2 separate regions of the Mus musculus genome follow, and region 2 is linked to region 1. The links are chromatin contacts, found by Hi-C or POLR2A ChIA-PET in ENCODE. All regions are on one chromosome and are shown on one strand. The core of a region is the stretch at or near the end of the contact, and the rest is flanking DNA. Distances in the headings are between cores, read along the strand shown.

Region 1 (4,931 bases), core at 1,710-4,209:
GTGCCCACAACCCATAACCTCCCTCACTCCCTAGCTTGTACTCTGTATTACACCAAGTACTTGAAGTCTTTCTTTTTCTTTCTTTCCTTTCTTTTTAAAGACAGGACTTCTCTACAAAGTCTAGATTAGCTTGGGACTCCTTATGTAGACCAGGATGTGTCAAAGTCAGAGCTCCACCTGCGTCTATTTCTTCCGAGAGTGGGGATTAAAGGCGTGTATCACAGGTCTGGCTGCTAAAACTCAACTGTTCCTTGAGTTTAGAGGAATGTCCCTTCTTGCCCCGTAGGCAAATTGTTCTCTCCCAAGTTTTTTATGTTGTTTTGAGATAAGGTCTGTAGATCCAGGCAGTCCAGCAACTATGTAGACTAGGCTAGCCTTAAAGTCACCAAGATCTGCTTGCCTCGACTCCCCAAGTTCTGGGATTAAAGACCCGTGCCACAACACCTGGCTCCATCTCATGCTCTTGGCTGGCACATCCCTATTTATCTAGAAGTGATTTCCAGGAAACCTTCGCTGGCCAGCCTTGCCCAAGCCCCTGTGAGTTGCTTTCTCAATGCCCTCATAAGGCACCTAGCTACCTGTTGTCTCTCCCAGCCCCACCCCAAACCCCTTTTTTGAGGAGTCTCAGATAGCCCAGCCTAGAACTGGCTACATAGCTTGGGCTGACCTTGAACTTCTGCTCTTCCTGTCTCTACCTTCCAGAAGCTGGGATTTCAATCCATGCACAACTGTGCCTCCCTCTTTTTAGTTTTGTTGAGACAAAGTCTTGCCATAATGGCCTTGGCTAATATATTATTCAATATGTAGTCTGTGCTTGCCTAAAACTCCTGGCAATCCTCTTGTCTCAGCTTTCCAAGTGCTGGGACTACAAGTATGCACCAATGATGCCTGACTGAGGCCCAGCTCTCTCGGGCTCCTACCAGTTTGCAAAGCCAGAACAAGGAGATGGTGTCTCTGGTGGTTAAGTCCTTAGTTGCAGGCTGGGGAGCTGGCAGGAAGCAGGCACAGAAGCGAATGGTTGTTGAATGACTATTTGACTGTCAGAGAGGACTTTGTCTTTTTTTGAGAAAATATGACTTGGGTGTTCTGGAGAGGGCAGGTGATGACAGAACTGTGGCTTCCAGCATTCCCTGTTGGCTGGTGAAGGTGCTGAGGTCACTAGAGACCCAGTGTGCTGAGCCTGAAATCACGGGGTCCTTCTTGCTGAACCAAACTCTCTGGCTTCTGTTTTCTCACTCCTTGCCAGAAATAAATCATGTTCTGAGTGACTGGAGTCATTGCTCACAGCTCCGTGAGCTGGTGTAGGGTGGGGCGAGGGGCAGTGGCCTTGGGGCTCCTGTCATTAAAGACCCAGGCCTTTGGGCTGGGGGGAGGGGAAGGAGTGGCTGGTCCTATCCCTGGGAGGCTGCAGTCATTGGGGGAGAGACAATGGGGCTCTGCATCTGCTCCTCGCTGGGAGAAGGGACCCTCCAGTGAAAAGCCAGGGAGAGCAGGGAAGTGTGGGAGGAATTGATGAGAAGGGGTGGAGCCAAGGAGATGCAGCCCGGAGGAAGGAGGGAAGGGGAAGGAAGAGCGCAGGGAGGGGAGAGGATCCAGGCTTCCCTTCAGCTCGGTGACCTGGTCCGGAGCCACAGCTTCCCTCGCTTTGTCTGGGCCCGCCGAGACCTCACGTTTCTCGCCCAGCTGCAGCCCCAGTCCAAGGGCCAGGCATCCAGCAGGTGCTCAATACTTACTTGGGAAAATAAGAAATGTGGCCAACTTTGCTCTGGGAACTTTTCCCCCGTGTTGTCTCCACTCCTCTGGAGAAGCCGAAGACAGAGCTGGTCTTGGGAGCACGCCCAGGCGCCCCATGAATAATTGACCCTTGGTGGCGACACTGCCCCGCTCTGTCCGCGGGCTCCGTACCCGCCCATGCGTCGGAGTCGAGCGGCGCAGCTCTTGAGTGGCGGGTGTCCGGGAGGTTGGAGGCGGGGTGTCCGGCCTGTCCCAGAGCTGGGAGGAGGCCAGGCTATGCCGAACCCCGGGCCCCGCGGGGAGCCACAAGGGCCCAGACCTCAGCGAACGACCACGCCTCGGCGCCCTCCAGCAGTGCACCCCGGGGTCGAGCCTAGGCCCTGGGCTTGGGGAGGATGCGAGGGACCCCGAACTCCTCTGAACCCCATTCGCACCCGGGTCCCGGTGATAGCAGCCGGGGCCGTTCCCTCGAGTCTGACCGTCCAGGGCTCTGCGAACAGCTGTTTAAAGGCTCTTTACTGTTGAGGGCTCTGCGGCGACGTTTGCTCTAAGTCCCATCTGCCCACTTAAAAAATATATTAAGTGAAGAGCACCCCCAGCTTCCACCCCTGACTGGGGAGGGGGCAGGTTGAGCCCTAACCCGTATTCGGAAGGACTGGCCACTCGGGCTCCCCCGACCCCAACCCCCATTAGCTCTTATTTGGGATAGGGCACCCCAGACTTCCTGGGGGCTGCTCTCTGGAGCCCCCTTTGTGCCTGGCAGGGACAGCCCCCCCATTTCCATGCGAGGTTCTGACGCTCCCTTCTCCCCCGCTTGTTAATCTTTGTTCCCCTTTTCTGCTGAGAGGAGGGGAAAAAAAAGAGGGAGAGGGCGAAAGAAAAGAAGGAAAAAGGCGTGACTCGATTTTCAAACGAAACTCCCACAGCAAACAAAACCCTTTTAGAGAAATAAAGGAGGAAGGAGGAAGAAAAGAGGGAAGGGGAAGAAAAAAAAGAGAAGCCTCCAGGCTTGCAATTCGAGTAGGAGAGTTGCAGCGAGAGAAAGAAAGAAAAGAAGAAAAATCCTCTCTGCGGTAGAAAGAGAAAAAGAAAACTTGGGCCGAGGAGAGGGGGGTGCTGGGGGGGTGGAAGGAAGTGAGAAAACAAAAGAGAGATAAAAGGGCTGCTTTTCTGTCTCTCTTCCTCTGCGAGCAGGCTTAGGAGGAGCTGTTTAGCATCCCTTCACGTCAGCCCTGCCTCATTCCCTTCTTCCAGGGAGGGAGAGAGCGCGAGCGAGAGAGCGAGCGAGCGCGAGAGAGAGCAGGAGGGAGAGAGAGAGGGGGGGAGAAAGAGAGGAGCCGGAGGGAGGGTGGCAGAGCAGGGCGGGCGCGCGTGGAGGCGGCGCGCAGCTGCAACCCGGGCGGTGGGCAGCAGGAGCCCCCGGCCCGCCCGGCCCGGCCAGCCGAGGGCCCCCAGCGCGAGGAGCCGCGCCCGGACCCAGGGTGAGTGTCCCGCGAGCCCGCGGCCCCGCCAGCCCCCGGGCGGCCCGCGGCGGGGTGGCTGGGGGGCGCGGGGGTGGGTCGCTGCGGCCGCGGTCGACCCGCCCCCCGCCTCTCCCCGGGGACGGCGGCGCGCAGGCAAACATGTCGTCTTTTCCTTTCACTTCCACATTCCCTCATGCCGGAGAGCTGGAGCGAGAGAAGGGGAAAGAGAGAGAGATGGCGTCTGGAGGGGGGGAGGAGGAGGGAGGAGAGGGGGAAGGGAAGGAGAGAGGAGAGAGAGAGACAGAGAGAGAGAGAGAGGAGAGAGAGAGAGAGAGAGAGAGAGAGAGAGAGAGAGAGAGAGAGAGAGAGAGAGAGAGAGAGAGAGAGAGAGAGAGAGAGAGAGAGAGAGAGAGAGAGAGAGAGAGAGAGAGAGAGAGAGAGAGAGAGAGAGAGAGAGAGAGAGAGAGAGAGAGAGAGAGAGAGAGGCACAGGCAGAGAAGCAGCAAAATGAAAGGAAAGCGCGGCGGTAGCGTGGGAGGCCGGGGAGGCGGCGGCGGCGGTCTCCGGCCCGCACGTGGGTGTCGCGGCGCTCGGGGATGCTCCCCCCGCACCCGGCCCGGGACTCAAAGTTTCACCCTTCGCCGCCCCGCCCCTGCGGCTGCCCACAAACTTTTTACTCCGGGAGCGGGTGGGGTGGCCGCGCGGCCCGGCCGGCAGGGTGGCTAGGGCTCAGCGCGCAGCTGGCGTGCCGGGCGCCCCTCGAGGGCAGCGGGCGTCACCAGCGCGGGACCCCGGCCCACCTCGGTGGCCCCGTCTCCGACCTGTTGAAGGCGCACCCCCCGGGCCGGGAACCGGTGGGCAGATCCCCACGGCAGATCTCGAGCCTCCCGTGGCTCGGCCTCCCTTCCTCGCCGCCCCCTCTCCCTCTCCTCGCGGTCATTTTCCTAATTGGACGGAGCTGTGGGGCGTGATCGTCGGCGTCAGACGGAGGAGCCCCCCGAATCGGGTGGTCTTCCCTCCACGACTCTCAGACCCCACCGAGCCGGCCTCGGTGCTACCCCCCACCCCTCCGCCCCAGCTGCGGACTTGCTAACTCGTGCGTAGCGGGTTGTTGGTTTTCTTTCTTTTTTTTTTTTTTTTTTCAACTTGCCTTTTAAGATGACTTTTATGGTCCCTGCAACTGCTTCCCTCCAGTCTAAACTGTAGTTTGGGAAGATTTAAGAGGCCAGGGAGGTGCTTGTGTGGGCTTTAACTAATCCAAAACGGTCATTAATGTATCTCTACGCCCTGCGTGATGGTTCCGACCAGGCCGAGCAGTAGTCTGGGTGTGTTTTCACCCGGACACTGCAGAGTTCCTTCACGGTCTTAGCGGCCAGTCTGCCAGTGAGGGGACACTTGACCTGCGGGCCCTGTGCCCTATCTTCGAAGGGCACTCTGAGCACCTTTCTTTCCGTTCACAATGGAAACTCTCCGCCACTGTCCACCTGAAGACTTAACTAGTCCCTGTGGGTACCCCGGAAGCTCACAAAACTCCCCCACAGGTGTGCGGAGGACTTTGTGCTGTTGGGGGTCATCCAGCCAGCTTTGACGCTGCCCTCTCAGCCTTGCCTTTGTACGTGTGTAAGTAAAAAAGCAAAGTTCATTTCTGCCGAAGAGAAGAACTGGTGTATGGGAACAGGAGCGGGGGTGGGGGGTGGCGGAAGGCCCTCCTAGGGACCTTCAAAGATCCGTGGA
Region 2 (5,046 bases), core at 1,837-4,336, 33 kb after region 1:
GCTTGGGTGCTGGTGCAGCCGGGATTGTAAGGATGTAGCCGTTGATTAACTCAGTTCCTGGAGGGCTCTCCCTAGCAGCCAGGGGAGCCTGATCACCACTCCCAGCTTCCTCCCTGGGCTCTCTCCGCCTCATCTGGATTGGAGCTTACTCTCTTCACCATTTCTTTTTTTTTTTTTTAAGATTTATTTATTTATTATATGTAAGTACACTGTAGCTGTCTTCAGACACAGCAGGAGAGATGGCTCGGTGGTTAAGAGCACTGACTGCTCTTCCGAAGGTCCGGAGTTCTTCGCCATTTCTAAGAATCCTGTGTAGGCCCTGTCACCTTGGGCCAGTGACACCCTGGCAGGCCTAGTGAGCCTGGCTTTGCTCTGCTCACCTGGGATGCAGCTGCCCCCGGTTTTGCCTGCAGGTGCTTCCTTTGCACCCCTGCCTGGAGACTCTGCCAAACCATCCCCAGGCTGGGGTCATTTGGGTAGCGCTGCTTTCTCAGAGGAACTAATGGCAGAGGCCCCACGAGGAAAATGGGTCTGGAAGGGCCTCTGCCTTTGGTCTTGGGGTTTGGGGTGGGATTGGCCTGTACATTGATGGAGATCCAGTCAAAGATGGGGTACCCTGGGATAGTGCCATGGCCTCCGCTCTCAAAGGTGGGGGGGCTGGCAGATGAAGCTGTGGCCTTGGCCCCCCAACAGCACAGCGCATTAATGATGGCACTGTGGCTTCCTGCCACATCTCTTCTTCTCTAGGGGCAGAGGAGCCCACTGGCTCGGGATGTGGACAGGCTTGCCCAGTTGCTCGCACTGACTGTAGCGAGCTTAGCGTTTGAGGCAGGTCTCCCCAGACAGCATGGTGTTCCCCACAGGCTCAGTGTAATGTGTGCTTCCTGTATGCAGGGACAGGTCAGGCCTCCTTAGTGTGGATTTCCCAGTGGAGTCTATCCACAGCTAGCACCCAGGCCCAGATCTTCAGCTTGGGGGGTGAAGCTCTGCCTCCTAATACCTGATGGCTGAGTCAACAGTACAGAGACTAGTGTTTGGATAGCAAACATCTAGTAGCAGCCTGGGCCCGCCCACAGCCACCCTCCTGCCCTGCTTGCAGAAATGTCCTCTGGAAAGGTCAGCCAGGAGCGGCTACATAATTTTCAGGGCCCGGGTGACAAATAGAAACATGGACCCTGTGTTGGAAAATGAGTAAGAATTTCAGGACAGTCATGTGAACATGTGACCAAGAGTAGGCCTTCTGAGTTGGGGCCCTACCTAGGTGGTGGTACCAGCAGCCCATCCAGAGGCACGGCAGGCCCAGTGGAGCCTGTCTTTGGTAGTTTGGAGTTTGACCTCCCCACCCTGGGCCTGCCCAGAGCCAAGGACAGCTTTGCTGTAGTGACTTCCATTTCTAAGGGGGAAAACTTCAGCTTCCCCTTCCTGTTCTCTCCTTGTCTCTCCCTCCCCTTTCTCTGTAAACTCTAGAGTTTGAGACTCTGCCCTCCTCTCCCAGCTTCCTTCCCCTGCCCCTCCTCCAGTTCACTCTTCTCTTTCCTTTGCTTTATCTAAGAGTGGAAAACCCTCGACTGGATTGATGTGTAACGTTTCCCAGCCATTCATCGGGTGCCATTCGATTTTAATGTTCTTTTTTAGTGACACCGGGCTCCTTGGGTTTCTCTGAAGTGGCTGGAGTGAATGTCCTCCTCACCAAGGGGCGTCCCTCCGGTGGCCTCTGGGTCTGTCCAGATGGTCTCTGCCCATCGGGAGCCTGGAATGAATTCTCATTGTTAGCACTTGCTCGCCACTCCTCCCTGCATTCAGCTGTCAACCCTACTGGCCACAGTGGAAAGAAAGCCTGTCCCAGTCCCTGGTGACAGAACAGACCTGGCCATCATTCTCAGGAAGAGCAGAGTCCACGCAGGCAGGGCCGTGCCACCGGGGACCGCAGTGGGGCGTGTGAAAGGTCAAGCAGCCACACCGGGACACTGCCCTGTCCCCCCAGATCGCCAGAATGTGCATGGCATCCGGCATGGTGGCGTGGACCTCTAATACCAGCACTTGGGAGGTGGGCACAGGAGAATTGCCACAAGTTGGAAGTGATCCAGGGCTTCTGTGAGGCTCCCCGAGAAAACAAAACTCACAAAACCAACAAACATTGGTGGCAAGGCTGTGCCTGTTGCTCAGTGGTAGGATGTTTACCTAGCCTGTACAAGGCTCCAGGTTTCATTCCTTGCACCTCAAGGTTGTGTGTGTGTGGCTTTCTGTCTTTCTGTGTGTGTCTGTGTGTCTGTCACAATGTTATATGACTTTCTTGCCTAAAGCTCTCCTGAGGTCCTGAGGCTCTCAGGAGGAACAAGGTGCTGGGTTCTTAATGACTCTTTCTCCAGCTTTTGTGCTCAGTTCCACACAACAGGAAACTCTCTGTCTTCTCTCTTGGAGAAGTGACTTGTGTTCCTGAAGAGACACTTGAGCCTTGAAGAATGCTGGTATCTGGGGAGGTGGAGACAGGGAGGCCACAGCACAGAAAGGTGAGGGTGCAGGGCAGGCTGAAGAGATGGGGGGGCTCTTGAGTGGCTGGAAGGGAAAGGACACTGGGTGGTGGGACAGAGGGCAGGGCTCTCAAGTTTACTTTCAGTTATTTGAAGGACCTTTCAATCTTACTGGGGTCTGGGGTAGGCCCAGTCTAGGTGGCTGCGTTCCCTGGAAATCCCCCACTGAGGCTTTGGGAAGGTGGCCCCGCTGCCTCGGGACTCTCCCATGGCTCTGGTGCACTGGACAAGGCCAATGGGAAGACTGCTTTGCCCTTGAGCACTGGGAGAGCTCTGAGCTGAGTAAGGTTCCCTAGAGAATCAGCTGAAAGAACCCTTGTTCTGAAGGGGGAGGCTGAGGCCTGATTACCACCAAGTACCGCCTCTGGGGAAAGCTTGCCACCATCTAGCTGCACCGGGAAGGTGGGGACAAACTCTGACCCGACACTTGTGGTTCCTGCCCTTAAAGTGCCGTGGACCCCACAGAACAGTGGGTCCAAAACAGGCTACAGGAATGGAAACAGGCTGTCTACGCGCTGAGAGATGAGCAGTGGGAGACCAGGTGCTGCCCCCCCCCCCCCCCCCAGAGAGGAAGCAGCTGAGGGTTCAGGGTCATCCCAGCAAGCCTGGGTGGCCAGTCTCCGTTCTGAGCTGAGCAGCAGAGCTACCAAGCCGTTGCCCACTCTGCAACTTCCTCTCTGTCTGCAGCAGCTGGGCTTCCCTGACAGGTCTGAGCGCTCACTTGCCTAGTCATCCCACTGTTTGGTCCATGTAGCATTTTTAATATCTGCCCTGCAGACTAGGAACACTGCAGCCTGCTTTACACACCATTGCTCTCCGCCATGGGCAGAAGAAACTAAAGCCAGGCCCAGTAGACCCAAGGAACAAGTCACAGCCTGCCCACAAGGCCTGATTTACTCATAAGGCTTCATTGTGAAATTGACTGACAGGTGACGCTCTATCATGGAGGTCCATCCCACATATTTGCTGTTCCTCAGAGCCAGGGCTTCCCACCTGGGATCTTGATCACACCTAGAAACATTGTTACTCAGCGATACCGTCCATTACATCATCCTTTGTGAATTTTCCTGCTTCTCTGAAAGTGTCTCTGGTGCCTCTTTCCTATCCGTGCTGTACATTTGGTTTTGTTTTTTAGCTTTTGACTCAGACCAGTCCCCCGTTCTCTCTCTCTCTCTCTCTCTCTCTCTCTCTCTCTCTCTCTCTCTCTCTCTCTGTGTGTGTGTGTGTGTGTGTGTGTTGTGTGTGTGTGTGTGTGTGTGAGAGAGAGAGAGACATTGTCTTTGAAGAGTCTGTGCAAGCCAGCTGTGTTGTAGAGGACTCTGGATTTGTCAGGTTGAGTACCTTCAAGTTGTTTACTGGTTTACAGCTCTGCTGAAAGGTGTATCCGGGAAAATTGCAAGGGGAAAAGGGATCGCCAGTTGGAGGCATGGCCTTTGTTTTTTACCTCCTGTGAGTCATGGAATGCTCTCTCCTGCTTCAGTTAACTTATTTATAGCTGGACCCAGCTGACCGGAAAGGTTATCTCACTGGGTCCATAGCCAACCTGGATGGCTGGGTGTGTGCTATCTTCATTTCATGGATAGGGGTTTAAGAGGTTGAAGCCCGGCCTACATCCAGGCTACGAGGCAGAAGTGGACAGGGCCCAGCCATGTGACATAAGGTAGGACTCCCTGCAGGGGCAGCTGGGGGCCAGCACAGAGTCACCCCAGCACAGCCCTGAGCCTGAGAATATCAGATGTAATCTAGCCGTAATTTTGAGCTTTGGTGACTGAAACCAGGTACTGTGGAGTACCTGCCCTGTATGGTCTCGTCTGGCGACCTTGCAACTTTAACCCTGCTCTTGCCTTGGCCATCAGCTGCCACACCTCTTTCATGCCCTGCACCTTGCACAAGTTGAGACCCAGGTGGCCACACCTGTTAGAGTTGGGTCCAAAGGCTCCTTGGTCAGGGCTGTGTCCCATGGAGCACACTGGGGTGTTGCCTGACATTTCTACAGTCCCGGAGGTTTTTGGTGTGCTTTGCATTTCTCCACTCCTCTGGTGGAAAGGAGACGCTATTCAGGTGGAAATGGCACCAAGCATGCATTAGACTTAAAAGATGGGAACTATTGAGGCCCTAGCTGACTTGCTGGCAAGGGAGAAGGTACCAGTGTGCATGTGAGACCCAGAGCCTCTTAGGCACGGTGGCCATGATGCCAGGTGAGCCAGCAGGCTCTGCTGGGGGCTTGTGAGGAAACCCAGACCTCAGGCATACACGTGTGCCATCGAGAGCTCCATGGTGTCACTAGTCCTCCCAGCATTCCTGAGGAGCTGGTCCCAGTGTGGTCTCTGGTCATGCCTCTTCCTCCCAGGGTGACACCCCAGTGCTTCAGTCTCTTTGAGAACACATGCCCACACTGTAGGCTTCCCCCCCACACACACACACACGTACCACCACTGCCCACCCTCTTGTATATGAGGAATCTCCTTCATGGCATCCTACCGCATTTTCCTTCTTCATAAAGTCATATTTTTGG

Evidence for each region. A loop is a pair of places that touch in the nucleus more often than their neighbours do. ChIA-PET counts read pairs that join two places held with the same protein, here RNA polymerase II (POLR2A).
Region 2: a map of heart shows a loop between it and region 1 (3-fold over the local background). The contact joins the enhancer-like site here to the promoter of Zfp710 in region 1. A Hi-C loop is called at or near these places in 6 of 37 maps with a recorded cell type or tissue (gastrocnemius and heart). POLR2A ChIA-PET finds 5 or more read pairs at or near these places in 5 of 5 experiments (Patski and embryonic stem cell).

Annotation. Positions count from the first base shown.
Region 1 is chr7:80,023,269-80,028,199 of GRCm38, forward strand. Zfp710 (zinc finger protein 710) reads left to right here and starts at 2,960. Exons shown (of 5, transcript NM_175433.5): 1 at 2,960-3,215.
Region 2 is chr7:80,056,150-80,061,195 of GRCm38, forward strand. The region is part of intron 1 of Zfp710 (zinc finger protein 710); the gene reads left to right. Gm51449 (a long non-coding RNA gene) reads right to left here and starts at 150. Exons shown (of 3, transcript XR_003946651.1): 1 at 1-150. Within about 2 kb of position 3,087, at least 1 of the 3 ENCODE cell types and tissues checked has a DNase peak (open chromatin) inside an H3K27ac peak, as active enhancers do; it is heart, where a contact is called at or near this core.